Linked DNA regions of Homo sapiens: region 2 is linked to region 1. A link is a loop called in an ENCODE intact Hi-C map of the cell type or tissue named here. Cell type or tissue: chondrocyte. All regions are shown on one strand. Each heading gives the region's core, and the rest is flanking DNA. Links, peaks and the distances in the headings are about the cores only. Region 1 holds the start of WASHC2A (WASH complex subunit 2A). Region 2 has its middle 17 kb from the start of SLC18A3.

What was found. A loop is a pair of places that touch in the nucleus more often than their neighbours do. Peaks named below come from ENCODE experiments on the same cell type or tissue, not always from the same donor. Only the 100,000 strongest peaks of a DNase experiment are listed, where the experiment ranks them.
Region 2: it touches region 1 in a loop (7-fold over the local background); 6 of 110 quality-filtered maps call a loop at or near these places.

The regions. Positions count from the first base shown.
Region 1 is chr10:50,057,465-50,072,532 of GRCh38, reverse strand. WASHC2A (WASH complex subunit 2A) reads right to left here and starts at 4,579. Exons shown (of 31, transcript NM_001005751.3): 1 at 4,525-4,579; 2 at 4,306-4,428; 3 at 2,822-2,986. The coding sequence starts at 4,527. It also overlaps the pseudogene FAM21EP. RefSeq lists a silencer at 4,756-4,905. In chondrocyte, for the core only: no CTCF peak of the experiment used is centred there; a DNase peak (open chromatin) is centred at 4,632.
Region 2 is chr10:49,585,077-49,601,643 of GRCh38, reverse strand. No RefSeq gene overlaps it. Among named protein-coding and RNA genes, the nearest start is that of SLC18A3, 17 kb to the left of the region's middle. RefSeq lists enhancers at 5,908-6,407, 6,408-6,909, 7,518-8,017, 8,018-8,519. In chondrocyte, for the core only: CTCF peaks have their summits at 6,936 (motif pointing left), 8,160 and 8,413 (motif pointing left); no DNase peak of the experiment used is centred there.

The DNA of each region.
Region 1 (15,068 bases), core at 1-8,000:
TCTGGGCGACAGAGTGAGACTCCGTCTCAAAAAAAAAAAAAAAAAAAAAAAGCCAGATCACTTACAAATATATATCAGCAACTATATTTTTTCAGAGTTTTATTAAGCATTAGCTGTTTTCTCAGTATTATCATGCTTTGCCACAAATTAAAAAAACCTATAGCATGTGGCCTTATAGAAGGTCTGGGAAGTAATTAAGATTTGGCAGCGGCAACCAGCACATCCGGAGAAGAGTTCTGGCTGCAGACTGGAAGGCGAAGGGGCATCAAGACTTAACACTAAGGGCCGAGCGCAGTGGCTCGCGCCTGTAATCCTAGCACTTTGGGAGGCTGAAGTAGGATAACTGCTTGAACCCGGGAGGCGGAGGTTGCAATGGGCAGATCGCTTGAGGTCAGAAGTTCAAAAGCAGACTCACCAACATGGTGAAACCCCATCTCTACTAAAAATAGAAAAAAAATTAGCCAGGCCTGGTGGCGGGAGCCTGTAATCCCAACTACATGGGAGGTGTGGGCAGGAGAATTGCTTGAACACGGGAGGCGGATGTTGCAGTGAGCCGAGATGGTGTCACTGCACTCCAGCCTGGATGACAGAGCAAGACTCTGTCTCGGAAGAAAAAAAAAAAAAAGCTAAGGCTAAAGGGATGGAGAGATGGATGGAAAACAGGAAATCCCCAGTATTGGACAGAAATAAAGAACAATTACCAAAACACAATAAAACAAAACCAAAAAAACTCCACAAAAACTACAACATGGAAAACTCAGAATCTACGAAAACTTGGCTAGAAAAGAGCTGGAGAAAAGATAAGACCTAAGACTGTGATTGAGAAAAATTGTATGATGTTCCCCATTTCTTCCCACTGAAGTATTGATCTGGTACCAATCTAGTACCAATCTGGTACAAGCACACTGGGTACAAAGTAAACTTCCCTTGCCGGGCGCCGTGGCTCAGGCCTGTAATCCCAGCACTTTGGGAGGCCGAGGTGGGCGGATCACGAGGTCAGGAGATCGAGATCATCCTGGCTAACTCGGTGAAACCCCGTCTCTTCTAAAAATACAAAAAATTAGCCAGGCGTGGTGGCACGCGCCTGTAGTCCCAGCTACTTGGAAGGCTGAGGCAGGAGAATGGCGTGAACCCGGGAGGCGGAGCTTGCAGTGAGCGGAGATCGCACCACTGCACTCCAGCCTGGGTGACAGAGTGAGACTCCATCTCAAAAAAAAAAAGAAACTTCCCAAATCCTTTGGGACTCTGGTGCTGCAGCACTGACTGCAGAGAAGTGCTGACTACCTGATCCAGCAAGAAAAGTACAGAATGAAAAGAACAGGAGTGCTTAAAAGGACACCAAATTAATCTTGATGAAAACATTATGGGGCTGTGCACACCAGAGAAGTTGAGTCTAGAGTCCCTGACTTTTCCAGTGAGATAGTCAGGACCAAGCATGGACATTCTGTGTAAACAATCAGAAAACTACTGATTTTACTTGAATACTTTTTTTTTTTTTTTGAGACGGAGTTTCGCTCTTATTGCCCAGGCTGGAGTACAATGGCAGGATCTCGGCTCACCGCAACCTCCGCCTCCCAGGTTCAAGCGATTCTCCTGCCTCAGCCTTCCCAAGTAGCTGGGATTACAGGCATGCGCCACCATGCCCGGCTAATTTTGTATTTTTTTAGTAGAGACGGGGTTTCTCCATGTTGGTCAGGCTGGTCTCGAACTCCCAACCTCAGGTGATCCACCCGTCTTGGCCTCCCAAAGTGCTGGGATTACAGGCATGAGCCACCACGCCTGGCCGAATACTTGTTATTTTTCAAACTCATAAGTACTCCTTTGCTGTTAAAGGAAATAACTGGCAAAGAGATCTCTAACACCTTTATTAATGTCTTTATTTTATATATAGCTCTCCAAAAAAAGACAGGAAGTGGCATTTAACTCCAGCTATTAAAAAATGCACAAACATGCTGCACAAGTTGACTACATGGCATTCTCTTAACTATTCTAAATCTTGGGCTTTTTAAATAATTTTGTGATTCTGAAAATTTTATTACTTTATATCTAACAATCTCAGGAGATCGCTTACTTTAATAATCCTTTTTCCACAAATGAATGCTGATATTCAGAAAGTTGGGACACCCTATGAGAAACACAGGTCTGTTACCTAAGCTTCCTCTCCATCCTCATCTCTTAAGTCTCCACTCTGCTCCAGCCATACTTACTTCCTTTGTATGCTGGAATTATACTATTTGCCAAGGGAGAGGCTCTATCTAATTTACCTATGTATTCCTACCACCTAGAAGAAACAGTAAATAGACAAAAATCACACATAGATTTAAGCTCAGTAATCTGTTTACAGTTGATTCCATATTGTAAGTTCAGCCATCATAAACTTTAGTTGAGAGTATTGCAAGCAGACATATATATCCCCTGAATATAATTTATCAGAACAGAATGACCCCAATCAACAAGTGAAACCATATGCTGGTGTCCAGAGGGTCTAACCAGGTAAACAGCTGTCCTTACAGATCACGCCACAACAAAGGCAGTGTGAGTGCCACAAAATTCAGCACAATTGCTGACTACTCTCAAAACGACAAAAGATGGAAGCACCGAAGTATAAGAAAATGTTATCATTAGACTTTTTTAGAGGCTTGGAAAAAAGGACTTAAAACTTTACAAATAAAAAAGAGGTATTAATCCCAGAGAAAAAAGCTACAATTACCAAGAACCACACTTCCACCAAAATTTAGGAGGGAACCTAACAGTAAGTTATTTAAAATTACAATATCTCCTACTCCCAAAAAAGGAATGATAATATAACTAAATAACTCACATTCTCAATGAACTGGGTATTAGAGAGCATAAGGAAGTCATTGAAGACATTATGCAGGCGACAATCTGTGGCTTTGGTTTCCCGAATTAGTCCGTCCACTTGTTTCTTGATTTCATGGGTCCTAGAGATAGTTTGCTGTGAGAATTCCTGTAGAAACTGTAGTAGCTATTTTAAAAAATAAACATACAGTAGTATCAATGTTACATGTAACTATTCTGCATGTCACATCAAAAAAGAACCCATTTCCTTTCACCTTTGAGTGTTAGAATGTGAAAGAAATGCTTTTTTTTTTTTTGAGAGAGTTTCACTCTGTTGCCTGGGCTGGAGTACAATGGCGCCATCTCGGCTCACTGCACCTCCCGCGTTCAAGCGATTCTCCTGCCTCAGCCTCCCGAGTAGCTGGAATTACAGGTGCCCGCCACAACGCCCAACTAATTTTGTGTATTTTTAGTAGAGACGGGGTTTCACCATGTTGGCCAGGCTGGTCTCGAACTCCTGACCTCGTGATTCGCCCACCTCGGCCTCCCAAAGTGCTAGGATTACAGGTGTGAGCCACTGTGCCCGGCTGGAATGCTGGTTTGACAAGTACTAAAACCAAGTGACATTGGAAAACACTAAGAAAGCTCATCAAAAGAGTGGCAGTGAGCTAATGGACACCTATCTCGTTTCTGGAAAAATTTAAAATCCCTTTTTGGCACTGGGTATGGTGGCTCACGCTTGTAATCCAATACTTTGGGAGGCTGAGGCAGGGTTATCGCTAGAGTCCAGGAGTTGCAGACCAGTCTGGGCAACATAGCAAGACCCCCATCTCTACTAAAATTAAATAAATAAACAAATCAGACAGGTGTGGTGGACGCCTATAGTCCCAGCTTCTCAGGACGCTGAGGTGAGAGGATCACCTGAACCCCAGAGGATTCAGTGAGCCAAGATCAAGCCACTTGCACTCCAGCCTGGGCGACAGGGCAAAACCCTGTCTCCTTTTAAAAGTCCTCTTTGGTTGTCAATCTACAGAGATCACAGACCAAGGGTTAGCTAATCAACCACCACTCTTATTCAAAAATCCTATTCATTTGGGACTCCAACAGTTCTGAGCTTTTTGGGCCCCCGATTTGAAAAATCCCATTAAAGGATATCCACATACTGGCTTGTTTCCCACCCCATTTAGTCCAGGTCCCAACAGGAATCGCCTCCCTAGTGCCCGAGCAATCCCTCAGTGTGGCGGAAACGGATCTCCCCTCCGGATGGAGCTGAGCCAGAAACCCCATGAAGGGAACGTCGCGTCTGGGCCACGGTCAGTGTCTGCCCCTCTCCCTGGTGGCCGGGGACTGCCAGGGTGGCATTCTCGGGGGCTAAACGGGGCGTGTGTTCCTAAGAGGGCAGGCAACGGGACGGGCCAGGTGCAGGGGCAGTCGCGGTCCGGCCCTCCTGCGCGCAAGCCAAGCGTCACCCCTGCCGCTCTCGCGTCCCCGGGGCCCGCCTCTCACGCCCGCGTCGGCCGCCAGCGACCAGCTCTGGCTGCTCCTGCGGATCTCCTCCACCGACCACGGCCGCTCCCACACGGGCTCCGACGCTGGCGCCAGCTCCTGGTCGGGGGTCGTCCGGTTCATCTGCAGCGAAAAAAACGAGAAGAGAAGCTGAGCCTGAGGGCGGCAGGGACGGCGGCCCCAGCCCAGGCCGGCCTCTCTCCTGCCCGGCGCCCTCACCATCCTAGCCGCCCGGCTCGGTGGGCTCCGAAGCTGCCAGCACACGCCGAGGACTGCAGAGCCCCGGAAGCCTAGCCCCAGCCAAGCTGCCCGGGGCGTGACCGGCCTCACGTGACCTGATGTCACGTGACAGAACCCGCACGTGATCCGACCTGCCATGCTGAGGGGAGGAAGCTGCGGAAGTGGACTGGGACTGGAGTTTGGGGTTCTACCCTAGGTTGGGGCGGAGGAAGCTGGAGGATAGGGGCTGACGCCAGGAACGCTGCAGAGGCGGGTTGGCCGGGTGGCGCTGCCCCCCAAGGCCCGAGGCAGCGGCGCGGGATCGGCCACAGCACCGGCCGCCAGTTCGGCGGGTCTGGAAAGAGGGGACCTCAAGCAGCCAGTGGAGCAACCAGCCTGGGAGCCTTCGACGTAGGCGCTGTGGGCGAAGGAAAAGGCCTGGCCTGCTGCCTCTTCTCTTGCAGCAAAATCCGCTGCTGTGAAGGAGCTGGTAGGCGGACGCTCTGTAGATAGAGAATCCCTGATCTGCCTGGGCATCATCTTGCTCTTTATGACCTGCTTGGCTGCCACTGTGTAGGGCCTGCTTAAAGTCCTTTGCACTCTCAGCATTGCCCTCAAGTTCAAGGACAAGCTTCTCATTATGGCAGGCATAAAACTCTTTATAATTCGTCCTCCACTCTCCCAGCTCAGGGCTCCAGCTGTTGTCTCACACTTCCTTGAAGTTCCCTCTGCTGAGTCGCCCTTGTGCCTGACCAACTTACTTACTAAAATAAAAATCCCAATTTCTTTCCAGTCATGTGTGCCCAAGGGCGAGTTATTTAACTTTTCTGAGCTTTCCTCAGTAAAACGAAGCTACATATCTTGCAAGGATGTGATATTAAAGTTATGATATTGTAAAACAGGTGCCACGGTGCTTGGCCTAGGGTGAGCCTTCAACCTAGAACATACCACTGTCCCCATGCACCTTGCTCACACACCCAATCCCAGACTTTTCTTTTGTAGTCACCTCAGTTATCACCTCATTAAATAACCTGATTATCCCAAGTACAGCTTAAGTGACTTAAGTTATTTTCGATGGCTAGCGGAAGGGTCTCCACTACATTGGAGAGCTGGGGTGGTCTGGAGTTCCACGGTGTGGTGGGCCAGAGGCCACCTCTCCTGCGGTCTCTTAGTGTCTCGCTGGCGGGGTTCGGCCCGAGCTAGATAGACACAGCCCTTGGCGGATTTAAACAACCTAAACATTAAACAATACAGCTGCCTCAAATCTTTGGGAATTTCGGAATGACTGACACTGCCAAAGCTGTTCCAAATTTTGAAGAGATGTTTGCTAGTAGATTCGCAGAAGATGACAAGGAGTATCAGGAATACTTGAAACGCCCTCCTATGTGCTCGTTTCTAAAATTCTAGAGGTTAATACAATCAGCTCATGAATGCACAGCTATGCTTCTTGTGATAGATTGTACATAACATCAGCAGTTGAAAGGTAAAACAATTGCTTTTTTTTTTTTTTGCTTTTGTTACGTGACTATGGTACTTTGTGATTCCTTACTCTATAATGAGAATGAGTCGCTCCACATTTATTTGGATCTCTTTTTAGAGGGAAATCAGTAATAAAGCTGTAAAATAAGGAAGGAAAAAAGTTGTTTTTTATGTATTTATCCTAAGGTATTACATTGTATTGTAATCATTTAAATATCAGTCTCTCCTTTAATAATAGCTAACATTTATCAAGTGTTCAGTATTTACCATTTTATACATTGTTCATTTAATTCACACAATGACTATGAGGGAGGGAATATTATTTCCAAATTATAGTTGAGGAAACTGAGGTACAGAAAGGAGAAGTAACTTACTTATGATTAGGTAACCAGGAAAGAGGCAGACCCGAGAACACACACTGTGAGCCAATATGTTACAGTAACCTATAACAGTGTTAACACTAAGGCTGGGCTGGCATGGTGGCTCACACCTGTAATCCCAGCACTGTGGGAGGCCAAGGCGGTTCGAGACCAGCCTGGGAAACATGGTGAAACCCCATATCTACAAAAAAAAAAATTAACTGGACATGGCGGCATAGATCTGTAGTTTGAGCTACTCAGGAGAATGAGGTGGAATGATTGCTTGAGCCCCTGAGACCAAGGTTGCAGTCAGCCGAGATTGCACCACTCCACTCCAGCCTGGAAGAAGACTAAGACTGCTGTCTGCAAAAACAGTCTTAGAGTCTTAAGGGGACTTCATTTTTAAGTCACCATCTACCAACCTCTTCCATTTCCCCCACATTGATTAAAACACACACACGTGCGTGCGCGCACGCACACACACACATACACACTTTAGAACTTGGAACTTGGTTGGTAAAATTGAGGCGAGCCAATTACCAAACTTGGATTTTATGTAACACCATCATGGGTAACTTCAGTGGCCACGTACTTAACACCCTTAATCTACGTCCCACACCCTGGAATTTATCACTGAAACATTGTGACTCCAAAATCTGAACTTCTCCTGAATAGAGTAGCCCATTTATTTATTTATTTGTTTGTTTGGAGACAGAGTCTTACTCTGACACCCAGGCTAGAGTGCAGTGGCATGATCTTGGCTCACTGCAACCTCCACCTCCTGGGTTCAAGTGACTCTCGTGCCTCAGCTTCCCAAGTAGCTAGGATTACAGGCGTGTGCCACCATGCCCAGCTAATTTTTGTATTTTTAGTGGAGACAGGGTTTTGCCATATTGGCCAGGCTGGTCTTAAACTCCAGACTTCAGGTGATCCACCTGCCTCGCCCTCCCAAAGTTCTCCAATTACAGGCGTGAGCCACAATGCCTGGCCACAAACTGTTTTTCAAAACAGTACAGTATAGTGAGTAAAAGCACTAGCTTATGCAACAGGTTGGTTTTGTGTGCTGCAGCTAACCCCAAAGTTGTAAGGATTAAATTAGATAATAAAGTGCTTTTAGTAACATGCCTGGCACAGTTCATTGATTCAAACATTGAACAAAATTTTTTTTTAGTTATACATACTACTGTGTACCTTTGGAAAAATTAGAACTTAACAGATGAGGCTAAGTTTGAGCCTTCCAGTACTTTCCTTCTCTGCATACTCTTCAGAGGAAACTAGGATCATGCTCTGGGAGCATGTCTTTCCACGTCTTTTTCTTTGCTTTTATAAATATATCTGTTTCCATAGAAATGCTTGTATGTAGAGGGGGCACGGTATCGTGCTGGATTTGTTATTGGAACTTTTTTGCTTGACCTACCTTGGATGGCTCTCTAATTGTTACAGCTTTTACCTTTTAACTATTACTCAGTATTCTTACTAAGGTAAGACTATACTGATTTTGTTTATATTTCTCTAGTAATAGGCCAGGCGTGGTGGCTCATGCCTATAATCCCAGCACTTTGGGAAGCCAAGGCAGGTTGATCACCTGAGGTAAAGAGTTTGAGACCAGCCTGGCCAACATGGTGAAATCCAATCTCTACCAAATATAAAAATTAGCCAGGCATGATGGCAGGTGCCTGTAATCCCAGCTACTCGGGAGGCTGAGGCAGGAGAATTGCTAGAACCCAGAAGGCGGAGGTTACAGTGAGGCGAGATCACCCCATTGCACTGCAGCCTGGGCAACAAGAACAAAATTCCTCAAAAATAAAAAAAGTAAATAAATAAATAAAAATATTTCTCTAGTAACAGACAATTTTTATATCTTAATATTTTGCTTTTTATATTCTTGTGGTTACATTCTTATTAAAGAATGCATTTTTATTTAGATTTGAAGTAAATCTTGTGTATTATTTGTTCCAGCACATCTTTTGCTTTATAACTTACTGCATCATGATTATGATTATTATTTTAAACAGCTGTTACGATTTTGAAGGAGCAGCCTAAAGGCTAAGTGGCAGTATCTCTTCTTTAGCTTAATAACTAGTAGTTCTAATTTGCTATTTTATACTCTTAGCACATCACACAAGTGAGTGATGAGGAAGAGGATGATGATGGCTGTGACCTTTTTGCTGACTCTGAGAAGGAGGAGAAAGATATTGAGGACATTGAAGAAAATACTAGAACTGTAAGGAAGGCTGTAGTTGCTATCACTTGGCAGGGTTTTAGAACCAATGACTTTTTTTATTTTTTATTGTGACTTACTTTGAACATCTCTCATTTTGGCATATTTGTCATTTCATTTACACTTTGGAAAATAATGGCAAGCATCTCAAATTGCCTCACAAGTACCACTTTCTTGTCCAGATGTTATGATTTTATGAGTCAGATCATTCAGAATATGTCTGGTTCCAGAGTTTGAAGACCGTAGTGCTCCTGTCTCTCTGCCCATGACCTTTTTCTTATTTTCTTATTCAGATTTTTAAGTATTAAAGTCAAGTATTAAAAAAAATAAGGAAATAAAGAGCATCTCCCTTTGAAGGAACATTTTATGAGTCCTATTCCTTGGGTGAGCTGTATAGGGTACATATGTTTAAGTTCATTTAATTAAACTCAGTTTTCTCCTCAGTTCAATTTCTTTGCTCTTGTATACATAATGTTGTTAGATGTCCAAAGTGAAGTGTACTAGTTTGTTACAAAAAAGAGATTCTTTTGATTTCTCCTACTTTAGAAAAGCAGACCTACTTCGTTTGCAGTGAGCTGGCTGCCCGCATCAAGGGGGATGCCGTGGGCGGAGTGGACGAGGAGCCGACAAGTGAGACCCAGCCTCATTGACGGGGAGTAGGGGGGGGTAGTGCAGAGCCCTCTGCTGGCTTCACCAAAGGTGGATTTCCCTTTTTATTAGTAATTACTACAGCAGAAGAGGCTTAAATTGTAGCGCTTATTCCTTTTTTGGTTAATGAGCTCCTTTAGATAACTGAACACTGTGGACTCACAAGAAAAATGTACATGTACACATGTAGATAACACTTTACATATAATTTCAGGAGATTAATGGAAACTCCAGAGAACCATGGGCAACAGCTTAAGAATTCCTGGCTGAATATTTACTCCTATATTTTGAACACATAAGAATGTGCTATATAGCATATTCTAGTTATAACAGGGTAGAAAGATAACATAATAATTCTTTCAACAAATACAATCCTGTTATGCACATGAGCCTGGGATGAAAGCAGAAGCCTTCTACCTTACAAAGAGACTCTTGAGTGCCCACTGTGGGCAGGACAGGGGGTTTAGTGCAGCTGAGATGAAAGGCAGATGTCTTGCTCTTAGCTGTGAGTTATGAGGATGACAGACGTGGAAAGAACCAGGATGTGTATACTGAGGGAGGACTTAGTACTATTAAAACTGTGAACTGTTCTTCAAGCCTTACCCTCAGGAGAAGCAAAACTTCGGAAGACACTCGAGAAGAAGGAAAGGAGAACTCCTTCGGATGGTGGGCCTTTTCCCTGAATTCTGTTATTTTAGGAGCCTTTGACTCGGGAATGTTGCTTATATAATTCATGAAGTACTGCTTTACATGCTGTTTTCCTTCTGACAAATGGGTCTGTCTCCATTTACTTTTCTAAAGCCTCTGGGCTGGGCGCGGTGGCTCACGCCTGTAATCCCAGCACTTTGGGAGGCCGAGGTGGGTGGATCATAAGGTCAGGAGTTTAAGACCAGCCTGGCCAACATAGTGAAACCCCATTTCTACTAAAAATACAAAAAATTAGCTTGGCATGGTGGTGGGTGCCTGTAGTACCAGCTACTTGGGAGGCTGAGGCAGGAGAATCGCTCGAACCCGGGAGGCAGAGGTTGCAGTGAGCCTTGATCGTGCCACTGCATTCCAGCACCGGTGACAGTGCAAGACTCCGTCTCAAAAACAAACAAACAAAAGCCTTGGAAGGCATGTTTTGGGGTGCTGGGAGGATATGTGGGTGTGGAGTAAAAATTCCTGTAGAGATTTGATTTATTAGATTTTACAGCAATCATTTCTTGTCTTTCTAGAATTCTTTAGAAATATAGAAACTTAGGGATCTCTACCATTTGTTTTCAATAAAGGATACACCAGGCCTTTTCCTATTAAACAGCCATGTCCATTACATTCCACGTGTCCCTGTGTCAGTTTGCAGATCCCTTTGTTTATTCTGCCCTTCCTTCCCCCAGATTCGTGGGGGAATGGGTCTTGAATGTGGCATCTGACCCGAATGCTTGCTTCAGAGTAAATCTAGATCCAGGGTGCTGGCCTAGAGAATGAATGCTGTCTGCCGCAGACATGGACAGACTTGAGAGTGGAGGCCCAGAGAGTCTTTTGAGGGTGTCAGTGGACTGTGCCAGGGGGTTAGTGTGAAATTCATCAGACTGCCTCACACTTTGATAAAGAGGGCCAGATAAACTCCATGCCAGTTTGGAGACACAGCAGATGCCAACCCGGGAATTTGAGTTCTGGCCCCATCTTTAATACTCCCTGCAAAACATTGCTTTCTGTTTGCTAGATGAAGAGGATAACTTATTCGCACCCCCCAAGCTGACCGACGAGGACTTCTCGCCATTTGGCTCTGGAGGTGGCCTGTTCAGTGGGGGCAAGGGGCTCTTTGATGATGAGGATGAGGAGGTGAGTCCATGGCACCCAGCAACACTCCCTGCAGCTAGCTGTGTCAGGGGTCCACAGGGAAGAAATAGGCTTTGCTTGTTTAGTGGGGAAAAAACAGTTTCTCAGTTGGAAGTTGCTTCTATTTTCATATTTTGGGACATTTTGAACTAAGAATCACAGAGTGAGAAATGCCGTATCCTTCTATGCTTTGTTAGGTGAGGAGAAGATGTGCACGTGTTAATGTGAATAATTTACTAGGTGATTGTTTCTTGCCTTATCTGTTGTCTTCCACGTTTGTTTTTAATTCCTGGACAGGCCTAAATTATTTTAGGGTCTGATTTTGCCATAGTTATCACTTTGCAACTGATTTTCTGTCAGAGTAGTAAATATGTAGCTTTAAATCTTGTAGGTTATTTTTCCTTAGGAATCCTCAAATGCAGCTGTGCTTTCTCCTGGTTTTTTGAATTCTTTGTCATATACCTTATTTCAACCAGAGTGACCTCTTCACGGAAGCCCCCCAGGATTGGCAAGCTGGAGCCTCTGTTAAGGAGGGTAAGCTGGGGTTGGGCAGCTGTGTCTCTGTGTGCAGAGTTCCAAAACTGTCTTCCTCACTAGGAGATGGAACAAGGTTGTTCCCAAGCCTTGTTTCTGTGTTAAGCAGGAAGCTATTGTTTTTACTGTGGTCCAGTTGAAAGTAATTCATCTTCACTAATTCATGTCTTGGAAAACACAGTACCATCTGTAAACCCATACCACAGTCTTGCCTCTTTCTTAGGAGAGAACTCATAAAAAGTCAAACAAGAAAAGTACCCTAGAGCACTGTTGAGGATGATTTTCATTGAATGAAGTTTAATTTAAAGAAACATTTTTAACATTCTGTATATAAGTTGGAGACCAGTAATTCCCCAACCCAGTGTGCATTAAAATCATCTGTGCAGGTTTTGTTTTTGTTTTTGTTTTTGTATTTTTAGTAGAGACGGTGTTTCACCGTGTTGGACAGTTGGACAGGCTGGTCTTAAACTCCTATCCTCAAGTGATCACCCGCCTAGGCCTGGCAAAATGCTAGGAATACAGGCATGAGCCACCGCACCTGTCCCATTGGTGCAGTTTTTAAAAAACACAAATATAAATATGTTTTTTAACCTACAAATGTTACTCCATAGGTTTGTGGCAGTTCTTGGGACTTGGGAATTAGTGATTCTAAGTGCCGAGTCTCCCGGGCACAGGCATCAGAGCTGGGCCTTGGAGGCCGCTCCTTGTGCGTGCTGTGCGGGCTGCTAGCCTGGCTCTCCTCTGCTTTCTGCTGCCCACGTTTTGGCATCAGTGACTTGCTTGGTTTCCCCCTTTGCTCTTATGTCTTTATTTTTTACTGATGACTCACATGTTTTTGCGGTTCTTTTTCACTCGTTCATTCTCATCCAACTGGAATGGGTAAAGGCGGAATTGTTTGGGGGAGCCCTGGTCATGCTGTCCCTGCCTCTGCTGTGCTCACCTCCTCCCTTGGTGTCCCCCAGCTGACCCACTGCTGTGGCTTGATGACGGTCAGCATGCTCTTCCATTGGAGTCACAGCTCAGATTGTATCAATCCCCAAAAAAGTCCTGACATTGGTAGAGAAGAAAATACCAAAGCATTTTAAAATGGCTTGTTCAGGAAAAAGTAGTTTCAAAATGTCTGGTACTAGCTGTGTGTTACATTGCACATATTTCAGGAATAAAATAGCAAGGAAAGTTATTTCCCTTGTAAAAATGGTTGCCCCTTGCTTTCTCATTCTAGAGTCTTCATCATCCAAACCTGGAAAGAAAATCCCAGCAGGAGCTGTTTCTGTATTTTTAGGTAACATAACTTAGGTTTGTTTTCTAAAAACTACACAAATACTGTTTTTTCCATTTCAAAATTATCATCTTCTAAAGCCTGGCTGGAGATGAGGAAGTACCTGGGAGCTTCAAAGGGCTTTGAGCATCTTATAGAAAGAGCTCATTTACTGATATTAGCTCTTATTCTCCTAGAGCTCAGTGGCCTTGGACTTTTTTGTGTTTGAGTGACCTGGTGATTCTCCGTTGTGAGATGTTCTGTAGCAGTAATGGATGGAGGCTATTGGGCCCTCTTAATGCATTTTGTGGATTAACTGAAATGAAAAGTTTTTGGTGGGTGATAATTTTTTTCTGTAAATTCAACCGGCCCACACTGGCTCACAGCTGTGTCTGTCTTGTCCCTTCACTCACAGGAGACACGGATGTGCTGCCTCCGTTCCATCAATGAAGGAGCCACAGAAGCCTGAGCAGCCCACTCCAAGGAAAAGCCCCTACCTTCCCCCTCCCACTGGCCTCTTTGATGATGATGATGGTGATGATGATGACGACTTTTTCTCGACACCCCACAGCTAGCCTTCCAAAACAGGTATGTGTTCCTGCCTCTGTGTCTAGGACTTCAGCCAGAAAGAGAATGTTGCCTAAATGGAAGATAAGCTCACCTAGTTCTGTATCTCTTATAGTACCAGAATCCCTTCTCCAGCATTCCTGTCATTGAGCTGTTGTGTCTGTACTTACATAGGTGTGGTGCCTGGGAGGTCTGTTTTATGACCCAATCTTTTCTGCTCTGTAAGCTAATTACTATGATTATTTTCCTTATAGAGGGCTCAAGTCTTTATCCCTATAATTTTTGCTTAATTCACAGTTCTGACCTTTGGAATTATAAAGTTTTAATCATCCTTTCTTCCAGCCGACCTTAGTCAATTACATGAGCAGCATTTTGTGTGCTGGCCAGTTATTTCCCGGCTTCTCTTCTCTCTACCAAAAAGCTCAGGTGGCCTTGGTCTTTCTTCACATTATGGGGTTTTCATCCGCTTGGCCACTCCTTTCTTTTTGGCATTCTCCTTTCTTTTTCCTCTTAAATGTAAGTCCTGTGTTCCTGAAGTCATTCCTGTAAATCATTTGTTTTTAAATGTGCAGATGAATCTCCCAGAGGCTTTTGTCAAAATGAAGATTCTGATTCAGTAGGTCCAGGGTGGGGCCTGAGAATTTACATTTCCAGCAAGCTTCATGGTCTGTAGATCACACCTGGAATAGCAAGACTTAGATCCATTGACTGGTCTTCCAGAAAAGAAAGGTAGATCCCTAGATCCCTAAGTTGCACATGATTTTCAGCAACTTGAAAAAATAAAAAAGGATGATATAGGAATAGATGGAATCAGAATTCATTTAGAAGCAGACTGTCTGGACTTACTGTCCTTTTCCAGTGTTAGGTGTAGAAAGCAAGGATGGAAGCCGAAGTGCGAGGGAAAACAATAGCCTAGTTAATCTAGAAAGAGTGCAAACGGATGCAGAATTCGTGCAGGTCTCGGTGAAGATGACAGTGAATGAAGGTAGTAGTGCTTTTTATAGCTCCACAGGGCTCTCACTTAGTGGATATCTTTGAGAACTGATTTAGAATCACTAGTAAATTGATGCTGCTTTCTTTGACAACTCCTAGTCTCTTCGGACATTCATGAGTCAGTGACCTCATTTCAGCAACACATGCCCCATTTGGTACAGCAGTGCTTACTGTGGTGAAAATATTCATCAGTAGAGTAAGCTATGGCCGTTCTATTCAGTGGAATATTGTGCGACTGTTAAAATGAATGGGGTCTATGCTTGTTGACTTGGGAATGTTTTATAGGTACATTAAGTGGAAAATACAAATGGTAAGACACATTGTTCAAATTACCTTCTTATTTATAGCCTTATTTGTAAATAACTAGTGTTAATTCATTAGTACATCCTTTGGGGGAATTGGAAGCATGTATGCTGAACTGTTTCCAATGTCCATGTTGTTCGAGTAGGCAGGTGGAATTATGAGGGAATTTCATTATTTGCTTTTATCTGCTTTTGTACAGTTTGATTTTTTTTTTTTTTTTTTTTGAGATGGAGTCTTGCTCTGTCACCCAGGGTGGAGTGCAGTGGCGGATCTCGGCTCACTGCAACCTCCGTCTCCTGGGTTCAACCAATTCTCCTACCTCAGCCTCCCGAGTAGCTGGGATTACAGGCGCCTGCCACCA
Region 2 (16,567 bases), core at 3,698-11,697, 470 kb after region 1:
CTCCTGATCCCCCAAATTGCTCCCTGAGTCAACCTTTAGAAATGTAGCTCTTCCAGGCCGGGCATGGTGGCTCACACCTATAATCCCAGCACTTTGGGAGGCCGAGGCAGGCGGATCACAAGGTCAGGAGTTCAAGACCAGCCTGGCCAACATGATGAAACCCCATCTCTACTAAAAATACAAAAAATTAGCCAGGCATGGTGGTGCATGCCTCTAATCCCAGCTACTTGGGAGGCTGAGGCAGGAGAATCGCTTGAACCCAGGAGGCAGAGGTTGCAGTGAGTGGAGATCATGCCACTGCACTCCAGCCTGGGCGACAGTGTGAAACTCTGTCTCAAGAAAAAAGAAAAAAAAAAAAAAAAGAAATGTTGCTCTTCCCCATAGTAGGAATTCATTAGATAGTTGTCTAATGGGTCATCCTCCTGCTTTACATTCTCTTTGCCTGGGGTCAAATGTACCAGTGCAGCTTGGCTTTTGAGGCCCTGGGTGTGTGGACCTTGCACTCTCTGCCACACACAAGGGTGCCTGCCCAGGACACATGTGTCCTGCTGTCCTGGTCCCACTGCTGACTGTGTTTCCTTTCCCCCTTTCCCAGCAGAGTGGGGTCCTCAACACAGGCGAGTGCTGGCCCCTGTGCACATGCCTCCACCCCAGTCTTGTCATGAAGGGCTCTTGGCCTGTGTTGAATCCATCTCATATCTCCCAAGCCCAAACAATGGGACCTCAGGCAGAAAAACACCTGGAATGGTTTGCGCCACACATGCATACCAACCTCTCTGAAGTGAGGCATGCTCTTTTATTCATTTTATTTGTTAAATGCAGTTCACAACACACTAATTTGGTTTTATAACCTGCAGCTCCTCACAACACCCTTATCACGTTCATATTATTATTCTCTCCCACTTTATATGTGATGAAACTGACACACAGAGAGATGAAGTAATTTACTGCACCACTAGGAAGTGACAGAACCAGGATCTGAACCCAGGCAGGTGGACCCAGAGCCTGTGTGCCGAGACCCCATGAATGTAGCTTTAATGATTGATCAGGGCTCCAGGGGCTGGGTGACTCATAGCACAAGAGGCCATACTGAGTGGCTTCAGGGGTGGCTTCAAGCTCCTCACCTTTGGGAAGTGGAGGCAGGAAGAAAGAGCTGAAGCATTCACCATCCCCTCCAGTGTCCAGCCTCAGCTGCAGGTGGCTCTGCCCAGAGCCCTCCTCTCACCCCTGCAGGAGCCAGGGGACAGTGGGCTTGTGCTGAGGTGAGGGGTGTTGGGACCCTTACCTCACCTGTGGTTTGTGCTCAGGAATGGGGCTGGGACCTGGAAAGGAAGCTGGTAGAGCCCCAGCAGAGCAGGGAGGGCACCAGAGCAGCATCCAGGAGGAATGGTGGTCACGTGGGCAGTCCTGGGCCACGAACAGCGGGCTGCTTGGCAATGCCGCCCCTATCACTACATGTGATCACGGTCGGACAGTGTGTCACACACATGGTCTGTGACCCTCTCAGATCTGTCATCACCGTGTCCCAGCACCTGGTGCCGTGCCTGACCCATGCAGAAGGAACACACCAAAGGTGGCTTTCTTTGGAGGGTCTCTCAGGAAGCTAAGTGACCAGAGTTCTGATTCTCTCTTGTTGAGATACAGGATGTTAAAACACATCTGAGGGAGCTTGGTAGCCTACACAGTGTCCATGTGGCAAGATGAGGTCTCCATGAGAGAAAAAGTCTGGAATGTTGACTCGAGATCCTGAGAGGACCAGACCCCAAACTCCTAGTGATGTCACAGAAGGGGCCTGGAGAAAAGGCTTACTTCGTGATGGGAAGAACTGGCTCCTTGTGGTGTGGGCAGGGGTGAGGGACATCCCTGACTGACCCTAACTCTGGCCCACTGGCCATATTGGTCAGGTTCTGCAGGGAAGCCTGACTCATGGCTGTCTGAGTAGGGGAGGGGTGTCCTCTAGATAGGCCTGGAGCTCCAGATGGTGACATGGCAGGGACTTGGATACTTTGTAGCTAGAGATAGGAATTCAGGTGTAGCCTTCAGCTGTGTGCATCCCACAGGTGTGTGGGGGACAGGCGTGGGGGGATGTCTGTGGGGCCGATCAACCAGGCACTCCAACCCAGTTGAAAACATGGTCTGCTTTGAGTGCCAAGAAGAATTACCAGAGCATTGTTTTTCCGGGTAATTAAGATGCTATTAATTAAACTGCATTTAAAGCTAGTTTCAAACTAATTCTTGATGACACACACATGTATCTTTCATAAAGGAGTGTGCTTCTCTCCCCTGGGCTGTGAGGCCCCAGCAAGTTGTGTTTGAGCATCGGTGGGCTCCATGTCCCACCAGGCAGGCACAGAGCAGGCTGTCCATAGTTTGTAAATGACCGAGTGATAAACGGGCAGGAGCCATTCCTCATTTGAACATCTCAGATGCCATCTGGATGCAGACTGCATGACCTGGGACATTCTTCTCATCTGACCCCAGATAAGGAGCAGATTCCAGACTCCCTGCACAGAGATGGATCGGCTCAGAAAGCCTCAGGCTGGGCACAGTGACTCATACCTGATCCCAGCACTTTGGGAGGCTGAAGATGGGAGGATTGCTTTTAGGCCAGGAGTTTGACACCAGCCTGGGCAACAAAGCAAGACCCCATCACTACAAAATCACCCAAGTGTGGCGGCATCTGCCTGTGGTCCCAGCTACTTGGGAGGCTGAGGTGGGAGGACCCCTTAAGCCCAGGAGGTGGAGGCTGCAGTGAGCTATGATCCCACTACTGCACTCCAGCCTAGGTGAGAATGAGACCCTGTCTCAAAGAAAGACTCTGTCCTTTCCCTGGTGGCTGGAAGGAGACCAGCAGGGCCAGGCCTGGCCCTGAGTAGTCTTGTTCAGCCATCTATGGTGAGGGGTGGGACACACTGACCAGGCACGGGGGCCAGGCTGTACCCACATGAGAACTTCCAGACAGGACCTGTTACTCGTGGCAGGAGGGAGAGGCTGGCCCAAGTTGTCCCCTCTCCTATGTCAGACAGGCCCATCTTTAGAGCCCATTAGAAGGGATGTCTGAGAAGCATCTGGCAGAGGGCATTTAGGACAGAAGGGTGAGGACGACGATTTTTTCCTGCATTGGTGGGGACAGATCTAGGCCACACCCCAGGCAGGCAGTTCAGGTCCAGATGGGAGACCAGGTGTGGGGAGGGGGACGTAGGACTGCAGAGCCTTGGGGACTAGAGAGGAAGTGTGCCAGGCCCAGGAAGCCACCTGCCTTCCCATGGCTAATGAAAGGGATCAAGCTGAGGGATCTGATGTTTGGGCTTTTTCGTAAGGATACAGTCCCAGATGCGTAATGACTGGTCCTAAAGGTAGAGGTAGGACCATTTTTATACTTCTTAGTGCAGAAAGCCAAATGTCCTCTAAAAGCATGACGCTGGGCTCCACCTCACCCACTGTGAATGGGGCCTCTTTAAGGTAATCACCTTTACAACACCAACAAGCTAACGTGGGATCCCAGCCAACCTGTTTAGTGATGGCCCTGTGATGGTTGGCAGTGCCGTCCCTCCCTCCCAGGCCCTGCCCTGCCCTGCCCTCACTTCTCCCAGTGTCTCCTCAGCATACCCCACTGTCCACCTCTGGTCCTTTGCCTGGGCCCTTCCTCTGCCTGGAAGGGAACCCATCTGCTGTCTCTTTCCCTCACCTCCCTGCCATCCGTCCTTGTTAATGAAGGCTTCCAGGATGGCCTTGTCTAAAACCGCATACCAGCACTTCTTAGCCCCCTTGGATGCTTTAGTTTTTTCCAGCGTGTCTCCCCATCTGATGTGTGACATTGTTTATGGACTATGTTTACTCTCTGTACCCCCTCCCTGGAATGGATGCCGCATGAGGGTACATGTGGGGAGGGAACAAAGTGGGGGTGGGTGAGGAAACAGCTGGATGTCAGCTGGAAAGAAGAGGGAGTCTGGTCATGCGGGCCTAGCACCTGCTGCTGGCTGGAGTGGGGCAGGGCCTGAGGACCCTGCAGGAGGATGGGAGAAGAGATGGGGACGCTTCCGGTGTCTGACACTCTGCTGGTCTCAGGAAGGGGGGAGAGGAGGGAGAAGCATGCCCAGAGACCCACGCTTTAATGCAGAGGAGGTCTCTGGGTGTTTTCTGCTTCCACTGGAGCTGGGTGACCATCCATTCCATGACATGTAGCCAACCCGGGATACATGGTCACCTCTGATGGGGACCTGGAGGTGGCAGATGCTGGTACTCAGAGGCCCTGGAGGGGCTATTGAATTAACCCAGAGGGAGGGCAGGAAAGGGATGGTGTCCCCAGAGAAAGCCAGGATCCTGGCCAGGTACAGTGGTTCATGCCTGTAATCCCAGCACTTTGGGAGGCTGAGGTGGGCAGATCACTTGAGGTCAGGAGGTTGAGGCTGTGGTGTGCTAGGATCGTGCCATTGCACTCCAGCCACTGCACTCCAGAGACAGACCCTGTCTCTGAAAAACAAAAAGCAACACAACAAAACAAAGAAACACAGAAAAGGAGATCCAGGATCCAGGAAAGCACAGAGGTGGAGGGCACATTTGAGGAAGTGGGGAATAGAGATGGGTGGCTGCCCACAGCAGCAGGAGCAGGAGGGAGTGGGCTGGGCTGGCTGCATGCAACTTTGAGAGGGGAACCTGGACGGCGCTGGAGGGGCACCTACTGTTGTTAGGACCCCACATCTGTAGAACCACAGAAGATGAGGTGCTGAGAAACCTTTTTCTCTGAAATCTTAGACAGCCAGACACTGGGCTGCTTGGAATCCTAAGTGAGAATGGGACCTCCCAGTAGTCTCTGGAGGACCCAAGTCAGGGGCTCACTGTGGCTCAGAGAAACAGCCTCCATTTCCAACCCGGCTGCAGAACTCCAGGTAAGGGACCTCAGACACAATCTGCCACATTGATCTTAACTTTGTAGCTTCCAGGGGCACAGGAGCCAAGGTCCATCTCTCAGCAGAGCCCTTCCCTACAGCCCTGTTTTATGTAAATCTGTCCCTGTGCTCCACCCTTCCCCCATCCTGTAGTCGCCTGTTACTCCTCTTGGGGGATGCCCCATGCTCCCGGGTGTGCACTGTGCAGTCTCTCTCATTGCACCAAGGTAACAAACCTGACTGTGTTGGGCTCTAATGGTGCCTCCCTGGGAGTCCTTATTAGATGTGCTTTGCTCTCCCTGGTTGACAGGAACACCCCACTATGGATGCAGTCTCAAAACCCTTTCACAACTGCCATTGCACTGGTGAAGTCAATACGATGAGTAGCTCCCTTTTACAGATGGAGAAGAGGCTCCTAGATCTCTTGTAAGTGGTGCTGGAGTCAAGCTGCAAAGCCCAGGAGACTCGCAGGTGCCAGCTGCAACAGGCCACAGCAGGAGGGACCTGGGCCTGGGTCCCCTCTGCTACAGTTGAGTAGAACAGAAGTGGCGGGCTGTAGCCAGGGCTTCACACCCACATACATGTTTCCAGCTTCTCTTGAAAAACAAGAAAGTCTGGTGACTCTAGGCCCCATACTAGCCCGGTAACTGCCCCGCTGATCCCTTTAGACCCAGCACACACCCTCCCGTTTCTCACGGGCCCCATCCAGCTACTGCACTGGTTTCTGTGATTCTCCTGCATCCTATAGCCATTTGAGTTTGTAATCTATGCTCCACAATGTTTCTGACAAAATGGGAGGCCCTTTCTGCTCCTAAACTGCGAGGCACAGGAAACTCACTGCTTCCTGAGGGAAGGGAAGGATGTCCATGTACGGGGGCCCTACCATGTGTGACTCGCTGTGCTGGGCATTTACATGCTTGCTCGTTTAGTGAACTGTGAGAAATGTAGGTTTGGCTTCATTTCAAAGATTTGCAAACTGAGGCCTCAATAGCAATGGAGTCTCGGTGACGTTTGGTGACTTGGATGAACCCTGCAGGAAGTGATGGACTGAGACTGGGCCAGATCTGTTCTCCTCCACAGACCATGCTCTGTCAGCTGCTGTATCCAGACTTCTGTTCTAAGGCTTTGGGGGTCATGTCATCATCTCTTCACCTCCCTCCAGGCACCCCAGGTGGAACACCCTCATGGGGTGTGACTGAGGGTATCACTCGGCCTTTTGTGGGAGGAACGAGGACAGAGCTGGTGGAGTAGGAGGGCCCGGTTTGGGTTTTTCCTCTAATTTATCAGCTGGGGACCCATGGAAAGAGAGCTCTGTGGTGCATAACGTTTGACCTCCAGTTCCGGGGCTGGGAGGAGCCAACAGCCAGAAATGCAAACCCCATTCCCCAGGGTAGATTATAGGGTCTCTTCCCAAGAGGAGACACAAGACCAACAGAAAACCAGCAGCTCCAGGGAATCAGTGTGAGAAGCAAGAGGCAGGAAAGGAGGAGACAGGTGGAGACGGCGGCCACAGTGCTCAGGCCAGCAGGACAGCTGGGGCAAGGGTGGCCAGCCTCAGGGCTATTCTTGCAGACACAGGGCTCAGACCACCCCCGTCCCTGTTTCAGACTGGACTCAAGGTTGACTGCAGCAGGCACCTGAGTCTCACAGAGAGCTGCCTGCATTTTGTTTCTTTCAAAAAAAGCAGTTTAGTGGCTAGGCAGAAACTGTTTGGTAAAATAAACACATAATCGACTCCTCGAGTAGCACCTGCTAATGTTGGAGAAAATAGCCCTGTGCTTGGCTGCAGGGTTTAACTGCTCTTGGGGTAAACCTGAGTGTGCACCAGAATCACCTGGAGAGCTTCTCAAAATGCAGATTGCTGGGCCTCATTCCTAGCAGTTACTGATTCAGTGGGTTAGGGATTTGCCTTTCTAACACGTTCGCAGCAGCGTGTTGTTTGTCCTTGCCTGGGATGATTCTACACTTTCCGGTACTAGTGGGAAGACCACACTTCCAGAACCTTGGCTGGGCTGATTCCATCACTGGTGTTTGCTGCCACCATCTGGTCACTCCTGAGAATGATGTGCTCTTTCTCGGGTTTGCCTCAATTTCGTTCATTCATCTGGTTGTTCATTTTAATTTTTATTTCACTGAAAGTATCTTCACTGGGATAAATTACCTTTCTTATAGGTCTCTCAATGAAGATTTGATTTATCCATTGGGCCTTAAAACTTCTTGTCAAATTTTGCCAATGTAACTCCTGCCTCTGCAAGTTTTCTTTATGAACTATTACTTTATCCATGGTTTAGTCAATTAAAAATTTTATCTGTGATTATTTACCTATTGTATTTTGTACTGATTATTTATTTTTTCTTCTTTTTTTTTTTGATATGGAGTCTCACTCTGTTGCCCAGCCTGGAGTACAGTGGCGTGATCTCAGCTTACTGTAGCCTGCTGTAAGCCACTGGGCTAGAGGTTGCTTGTGTGCAGGATGACTGTGGGGCAGCTGACAATACAGCCCCCTGCTCCCTGTTGGTCCTTGGAGATAAGGCAGAGAGCACTGTCACTCGCTGAGTGCCTGGGCCCTCATCTCAGACCGGCTGCTGTCCAGATCCTGGCCATGCCACTCAGAGTGATGTGACTTGGGTGTGGTGGGATAGACACTTGAATGTGGGAAATGCAGGTTGTTCTTTGAGCACCCAGGAAGTAGCAACTCCTCCAGTGTGGGAGAATCAGGGAAGGTTTCCCAAGGAACTATGGCTAAGCCGAATATCCCCAGAAAAGTAGAATAACCCCGCATGTTCTCGAGGGGAGAGTAGAGAACAGCTACAAAGGCAGAGAAGCAATCCCCTAACAGCTGGGCAGTGGTAGGGAGGGTCACCCATACAATATAGTGTAGACTCCCTTTTGGGTCCCCAAATGGATCTAAGAGTAAATCAGAGTTCAGTGGACATGGAGAGGGTAGTGATTTTCCAGGAGGAGGGACAGCCCATATGAAAGGAGTCTGCCGGTTCAAGACCCATGCGGAGTTGAGCAGGGCTGGGTGTGATGATGCAAGGGGTGGAGGGGAGGCTGGGCTGAGCTGAGGCCTGTGCGTCCACCACACCACGCTGGCTCTCGGCCTCAGCTGGAGCTCATCACACTGAGCCATGGAGCGGGGCATTGCACACAGAGGGGCAAGCTTGAAATGAGGTTGAGTTGGCACCTAGGCTGACTGTATTAGAGACTTTAACTTGCTTCTTGTGTTTCTTGAGTCTTTTCCACCTTGCTTGAAATAGCCATAGTGCAGCCATCCCTCCACTGACTCCTTTACCCATTTATCTGTCTGACCATCTGTCCTCCTTCCGTCGATTTCTCTACTGGGTGATGGGAACACAGAGGAAAATGGGCCATGGCCCTTCTGTCCAGATTCCAGACCCAACAGCCTTTCCTCATGTGTCTGGATGTAGAGCCACTCACCCTACTCTGTCTCGTCCATGAAATCCTGTTCACCTTTCAAGGTTCCCCTTTCAATGAATCCCTCCTCTGTGAAGCTCCCCCTGGTGGTGCCAGGCAGAATCAGCACCTCCCTACACTGCTGCCTGGGACACAGTTCCTTGAATGAACGGATAGATGAGCCAGGAGTGGTCACTTCCTGGTTATTTCACTGCATTGATCCATTCATTTGCTGTTGAGTCAAGGAAAGGTGAAAAAAGAAACAAAAAGGGGGTCTTGGCAGCAGCTCTCTCGTTCTGCAACTCAGAGCTGAGACCAGATGCCAGCCTGACAGATGCTCGGAGCATCCCTACCTGCCTCACCCCACCCCAACAGGCTGTGGGAACCTTGAGAGGTGCATAACTCTGGGGAGGCACTGGTCGCGGAGTCTGGAAGACTGGTGCTGTCTGCCCCGCCATGTCTTTCTCTCCAGTGCACATCCTGTCTCCACCCTCTCACATCTGCCTCTACTACCTGTCTTGCATTCTACAGCAATGAGCAGAAATTGTAGCCACTACTCAGGCATGCAGGAAATAGAAATCCTTTTTATTCTAATTCCAACCCCCACTCTGATGAAGTGCAAGAATCCTAATCTTGGCCAACACAGGACCTTCTCTCTTCCCTTATAGCTGAGGCTGGAATTTGGAGAAGAGAGGGCTTCTGCTTCTTGGTATCATTTGTCTGTGCATGTCATGGAGTGGGGAGGGTGGCATCCTTCATCCCTGTTGTGTGACCTCATGACCTCTTAGGGTCTGGCTGGCTACCTTCCTGCCCCTTCTGGGCTGATTTTGGCTCTCAGGAATTCTTCTGTTGAGAGATTGCCTAAGATTCCCTCTGCTTAGACGTCCAATGCAACCCTTCCTTCCTTCCTCCCTCCCTCCCTCCCTCCCTCTCTCCCTCTTTCCCTCTCTCTTTCTTTCTCTCTTTTTTTTCTTTCCTTCCTTCCTTCTTTCCTTTCTTTTTTTTTTTGACAGGGTCTCACTCTGTCACCCAGGCTTGAGTGCAGTGGTGCAATCTTGGCTCACTGCAACTTCTGCCTCCCGAGTTCAAGCAATTCTCATACCTCAGCCTCCCGAGTAACTAGAACTACAGGCGCGCACCACCATGCCTGGCTAATTTTTGTATTTTTAGTAGTGACGCCATTTTGCCATGTTGGCCAGGCTGGTCTCGAACTCCTAACCTCAAGTGATCTGCCTGCCTCGGCCTCCCAAAGTGCTGGGATTACAGGCATGAGCCACGATGCCCAGCCTGATGTGATCATTTCTCTTGAGAACACCCCTGCTACATCTCCAGAGTCTTACCTGGATACAGGCTTAGCTTGCCTCTGCTCAGAGACCCAACACACTTACCTGTATTCTTATGTTTCCCTCAGTCTCAGCCTGCGAGCAACTTGCAGGACCCCCTCTTTGGGATCTGCTCAAATCTACTCTCTCGTTGTTCCCCCCAACTCCTCTTTTTCCTGTTAGCCTTGGTAATGGGGTCCTGATTGATGGGAGGCTGGTGGTGAAGTAAGGAGAGGTGGTGGAATCCTTATTCTTATCCACCATGTTTTTCTTGTCCATGAAATCCTATTCGTCTGTCAAGGATTATCTTTCAGTGAGTCCCTCCCCTGTGAAGCTCCACCTGATGGTGGCAGGCAGAATCTAAGGGCCTTCTTAGGCTTTGAGACTCAAAGCCTGAAAAATGTCCCTTTTTGTAATCTACCTTCTTTTGTGGGGTCATGAGCACCCAGTGGGGAAGGACTGGGTGGGGTGAGGCAGGAACAGTCAGGAATGAATGTTATCCTCCTCACTGCCTCGCAGCAGCCCAACTTCCTAGACCCCACAGGTTCCCATCTGTATCATGCAGTGCCTGCTCAAACCCATGGCTGTTACTATGAGCTTGCACCAACTGGTGCTATTCCACTTCTGGAACTATATGGGACTTCTAGTTCCAGAAGTGGAATAGCACCAGTTGATGCAAAAGTAATAGATATATAATATATATCTTACTTTTCTGTAATATATAATATATATCTTACTTTTCTGTAATATATATAATATATAACAGAATATATATTACAGAAATTAATATATATAATATATATTACAGAAAAAAATGAGAAAGGAATCAAAGAGGTACACTCCAAAAAATAAACTAAACAGAAGAAACATGTAGAAACATGTAAAAACATGCAGTGTAAAACATGCAGAAAAAATGGTAAAATGGCTGAAATAAGTCCTTTCTTATCAGTAATAACTTTAAATGTAAATTTATTAAACTCTCCAATCAAAAGGCAGAGATTGGCAGAATGAATTAAGAAAACAATCCAACTGAAGGCTGTATATGGAAAACTCACTTTAGATCAAAAGACACAAGTGAGTTGAACATGGGAAGATAGAGAAAGATATTCTATGCAAATAATAACCAAAACAAAGCTAGGATGGCTACACTAATATCAGAAAAAAATAGTCTTTAAGTCAAAAATCATTACAAGGGACAAAGAAAGTCATTGTGCATTGATAAAGGGGTCAATTAATCAAGAAGATATAACAATTATAAACATATGCACATTAATCAAGAGAACCCTAAATTAAATGAAGCAGACATTAACAGAATTAAAAAGCAAAATATTTCCATAATAATAGCTGGAGACTTCGAATACTTACTTTAAATAATGAATAGAAAACTATAATTAAATAGAGGACTTCAGCAACACTAAAGATCTAACTAGACTTAACATACATCTACAGAACACTCTACCCAACAACAGAAGAATACACATTCTTTTCAAGTGCACTTGACTGCGCTCCAGAATAGAACATGTTAGGTAATAAAGCAACTCAATAAGTTAAAAAGCTTGAAATCATACAAAATATCTTCTTTGACCACAATGGAATAAAACTAAAAATCAATAGCAGAAGGAAAACTGAAAAGTTTATAAATATGTGTAAACTAAACAACACACTCTTAACCAATAGATACCTCCAAAGTATGAGGAATAGAAAATACTTAGAGATGGATGAAAACATCAACACAACATACTAAAATGTAGGGGATACAGCAAAAACAGCACTCAGAGAGAGCTCAGCAACTTAACTGTAATATATTAAATAACTAGAAAAATCAGAGCAAACCAAACCCAAAGCTCACAGAAGGAATGAAATAATAAATATAGAGCAGAGACAAATGAAATAGAGACTAGAAACACAATAGAGAGAATCAACACAACAAAAAACTGATTATTTGAAAAGAGCAACAAAATTGACAAACCTTTAGCTAGACTAAGAAAATAAAAAGGAAAAGATGCAAATAACTAAAATCAGTAACGAAAATGGATACATTACTACTGCTTTACAGAAGTAAAAAGGATTATAACAGAATACTATGAATAATTGTGCACCTATAAATTAGATAACCCATATGAAAGGGACACATACTGATATGGTTTGGCTCTGTGTCCCCACCCAAATCTCATGTTGAATTGTAATCCTGATTGTTGGAGGTGGGGCCTGGTGGGATCATGAGGGTGGCTTCTAATGGTTTAGCGCCATCCCCTTAGTGCCGCCTCGTGATACAGTTCTCACAAGATCTGCTTGTTTGAAAGTGTGTAGCACTTCCCCCATTGCTCTCTCCTTCCTGCCAGCCATGTGAATATGCGCCTGCTTCCCCTTTGCCTCTTCCATGATTGTAAGTTTCCTGAGGCCTCCCAAGAAACAGAAGCCTGTACAGACCTGCAGAACAGTGAGCCAATTAAACATCTTTTTCTTTATATAAATTACCCAGTCTAAGGTATGTCTTTATAGCAGTGTGAGAATGGACTAATATGCATACAAATTACCAAAAGTGACTCAAGATGACCTCATAACAACAGCCTATTTTCACTATCAGTGTCGATCTCACCTAATCCTATACCTTTAAACACTATCTAAATGCTGTGATTCCTGATTTTTTTCTGCAGACTGACTGTCTCTTGAACTCCAACACATGTATATTCAGCTTTCTATTCAACAGCTACACTATGATAGCTTATAACATTTCAAATTTAAATGTCCAAAACTAATATCCTGATTTCATCACACTGCACCAAAACTATCTTATCCCGACTAATGCAACTCTCCACACAGCAAAAGAGTAGATCTTTTAGAAAATATATAATCAAATTTTAAACAAATATCTTATTTTATTTTTTGAGAGGGATTCTCACTCTGTCACCCAGGCTGGAGTGCAATGGCATGATCTCGGCTCACTGCAACCTCTGCCTCCCAGGTTCAAGTGATTCTCCTGCCTCAGCCTCCCAAGTAGCTGGAATTACAGGTGCCCACCACCACACCCAGCTAATTTTTGTATTTTTAGTAAAGACAGGGTTTCACCATGTTGGTCAGGCTGATCTCGAACTCCTGACCTCAGGTGATCCACCTGCCTCGGCCTCCCAAAGTTCTGGGATTACAGGTGTGAGCCACCGAGCCCAGCCAGATAGATATTTTATTGAGGTGCAATTCACATAATATAAAAGAAACCATTTAAAAGTGACATTTAGTATGTTTGTAATATTATGTAACCAACACCTCTATAACATGGCAAAATATTTTTATCACCCCCAAAGAAAACTTTGTATCTATTAGACTGTCACTCTCTATCCCCCCTCCCCACTGCTTGTTTATCTATCATCCATTGATGGACATTTAGGTTGTTCCCACCTTTTGCCATTGCAAGTAGTACTGCTATGAATATTAGTGTACAAGTATTTGTTTAAGTACCAGTTTCAATTCTTTGGGGTATATAACTAGAATTTGAATTGCTAGGTCATATGGAATTCTGTATTTGAATTTTTGAGGAACCACTGTTCTGTGTGGAAACACGCAAGGGGAGAAGAAAAGACACACACACAATACCTTTAAGGGTAAACGACCTTTCTCCCACGTAAATGGCAATGCAGATATAATAAGAAAATGATATAATAAGCAAATTGATATAATAAGCAAATTGCAATGGGAAGGGGAGAAGGGAAAAGATATATACATATTTACACTCAGTAGACTATCGGGAATTCATCACCAGACCGCAAAGCAACAGCCTGGGTTCCAGAGTTGGCCACTACACTCACCAGACTATGGAGGTTTCACCACCAGACTGGGAAGCAGCAGCCTGGGCTCCAGAGTCAGCCACTTGTCTGTGCACTGATGAGGAAAGGTCTCATGAAGCTTTGGCACGGTCTGGGACCCTAGGTCTTTTTGTAATGAGTTGTTTGGCCTGAGGTCCAGTCACGAGGGACCTTCATGACTGGGATTAAGGAACACAAAAAGGTCAACTTGTTTTGGGGATTGTCTGTTGTTTTTCAATAACTAACATATAGGAATAGATTGAAATAGAGATTTGTCCAAAACAGTGCTGAGTGAATGCCTCAAGGGGCTCACACAACCTGTTCTGGGACTTGGTGACCATTGTTTGTGTCCACGTTCAATTCAGTTTAAATTTAATATTTAACCTTTTGTCCACAACTACCAAACTGTTTTCCACAGCAGCTGTACCCTTTACATTCCCACCAGTAATGCACGTGTGTTCCAATTTTCTCCACATCCTTACCAACACTTATTATTTTCTAGTTTAAAAAAAATTGTACTCACTGTAGTGGGTGTGAAGTGGTGCCATTTTGTGGTTTTGATTTGCGTTTCCCTAATGACTAATGGTGTTGAGCATCTTTTGATGTGCCCATTGGCTATTTGTATGTATTCTTCGGAGAAATGTGTATTCAAGTCCTTTGCCCATTTGAAAATTGGGTTGTCTGTCTTTTTCTTATTGAATTGTAGAAGTTCTCTATATATTCTGGATACTAGAGTTTTATTAGACATACAATTTGCAAATATTTTCTCCCCTTCTGTGGACTGTCTTCACTTTCTTGGTGGTGTCCTTTGAAACATGAACATTTTAAATTTTGATAAAATGTAATTTATCTATTTTTTCTTTCGTTGTTTATGCTTTTGGTGTCATATCTAAGAAACTAATGTGAATCCAATGTCATGATGATTTAACCTATGTTTTCTTCTAAGAGTTGTATAGTTTTGGCTCTTACATATAGGTCTTTCATCCATTTTCGTGTTAAATTTTGTATATGGTATGAAGTAAGGATCAAATGTCCTTCATTTGCATGTGAATATCCAGTTGTCTCAGCACACTTTGTTGCAGAGACTATTCTTTACCCATTGAGTAGTCTTGACACTCTTGTTAAAAATCAGTTAGCTAGCCACAGACATATCTTTATTTCTAAGATTCTCAATTCTATTCCACTGGTGTAAATGTATACACTTCTGGCATTACCACGATCTTTTGATTACTGTAGTTTCATGGTATGTTTTCAAATCAGGAAATGTGAGTCCTTGAACTTTATTCTTCTTTTTCAAGGTTGCTTTGTCAATATGGGGCTCTTTAATTCCATATGAATTTAGGATCAGGTTTTCCATTTCTGCAAAAAAGGCCATTGGAATTTTGATAGGAATTATAATGAATCTGTAGATAATTTTGAGTAGTATTGCCATCTTAAGAATCATCCTTGAATATGGAAATTTTTTTTAAGTATTCTTTAATTTCTTTCAGAAATGTTTTTGTAGTTTTCAGTGTACAAGTTGTACATGTTCTTGGTTAGATTTATTCCTAGGTATTTTATTCTTTTTGATGCTATTGTAAATTTGTCTTAGTCTGTTTTCTGTTGCTATAACTGAATAATTGAGAGTGAGTAATTTATTTACTTGTTTGTTTGTTTGTCTTTTATTTTTTGAGATGGAGTTTCATTCTGCTGCCCAGGCTGGAGTGCAGTGGCCCAATCTTGGCTCACTGCAGCCTCTGCCTCCTGGGTTCAAGTGATTTTCCTGCCTCAGCCTCCCAAGTAGCTGGGACTACAGGTGCCCACCACCACACCCGGCTAACTCTTTGTATTTTTAATAGAAACAGGGTTTCACCATGTTGGCCAGGCTGGTCTGGAACTCCTGACCTCAGGTCATCTGCCCACCTTGGCCTCCCAAAGTGCTGGGATTACAGGCGTGAGCCACCACACCCGGCCGAGACTGGGTAATTTATAAAGAAAATATATTTATCTTTTATAGAACTTTTATTTGTTTGTTTGTTTGTTTTTTTGTTTTTTGAGACAGTCTCACTCTGTTGCCCAGGCTGGACTGCAGTGGCATAATCTCAGCTCACTGCAACCTCTGCCTCCTGGGTTCAAGCGATTCTCCTGCCTCAGCCTCCCGAGTAGCTGGGATTACAGGCATGCACCACCACATCTGGCTAATTTTTGTATTTTTAGTAGCGACGGGGTTTCACCATGTTGGCCAGGCTGGTCTTAAACTCCTGGCCTCGGGTGATCCCCCTGACTCAAAGTGCTGGGATTACAGGCGTGAGCCACCATGCCCAACCTTTTATAGTACTTTTTAAAAGATGTATTTTATTTGTAATTGATATATAATAATCACACATATTTATGGGGCACAGCGTGCTGTTTTGATACATGTATACATTGTGCAATAATCAAATCAGGATGATTAGCAAATCTATTACCTCAAACATTTATTATTTGTTTGAGGTAAAGATATTAAAAATCCTCTTATTTTGAAATATACAATATATGATTGTTAACTATAGTCACTCTATTGTGCAATAGAACACCAGAACTGATTCCTCCAATCTAACTGTAACTTTGTACCTGTTGACCAACTTCTCTCCATCTCCCCACCCCTTGTCCTCCCCATCCTCTGGTAACCACTTTTCTGCTCTCTATTTCTATGAGATCAACATTTTGTAGATTCCACTTGAGTGAGATCATGCAGTGTTGGTTTTTTTGTGCCTGGCTTATTTCACTTAATATAATGTCCTCCAGGTCCCTCCATGTCATCACCAGTGACAGAATATCATTCATTTTTATGCTAAATAGTATTCCATTGTGTATTTATACCACATTTTATTTATCCATTTATCAATTGATGGACACCTAGGTTGGTTCCATATCTTGGCTATTGTGAATAGTGCTGCAATAAACATGAGAATGCAGATACCTTTTCAATACACTGGTTTCATTTCCCTTGGATATGTACTTAGTAGTAGGTTTGCTGGATTTTCTTACTGTTCTGGAGGCTACATCTGGTGAGGATCTTCTTGCTGGTGTGGACTCCGCAGAATTTTGCGGCAGCACTGGGCATCACATGGAGAGGGAGCTAGAGCATGCCAAACTGGCTTTTATAACAGACTCACTC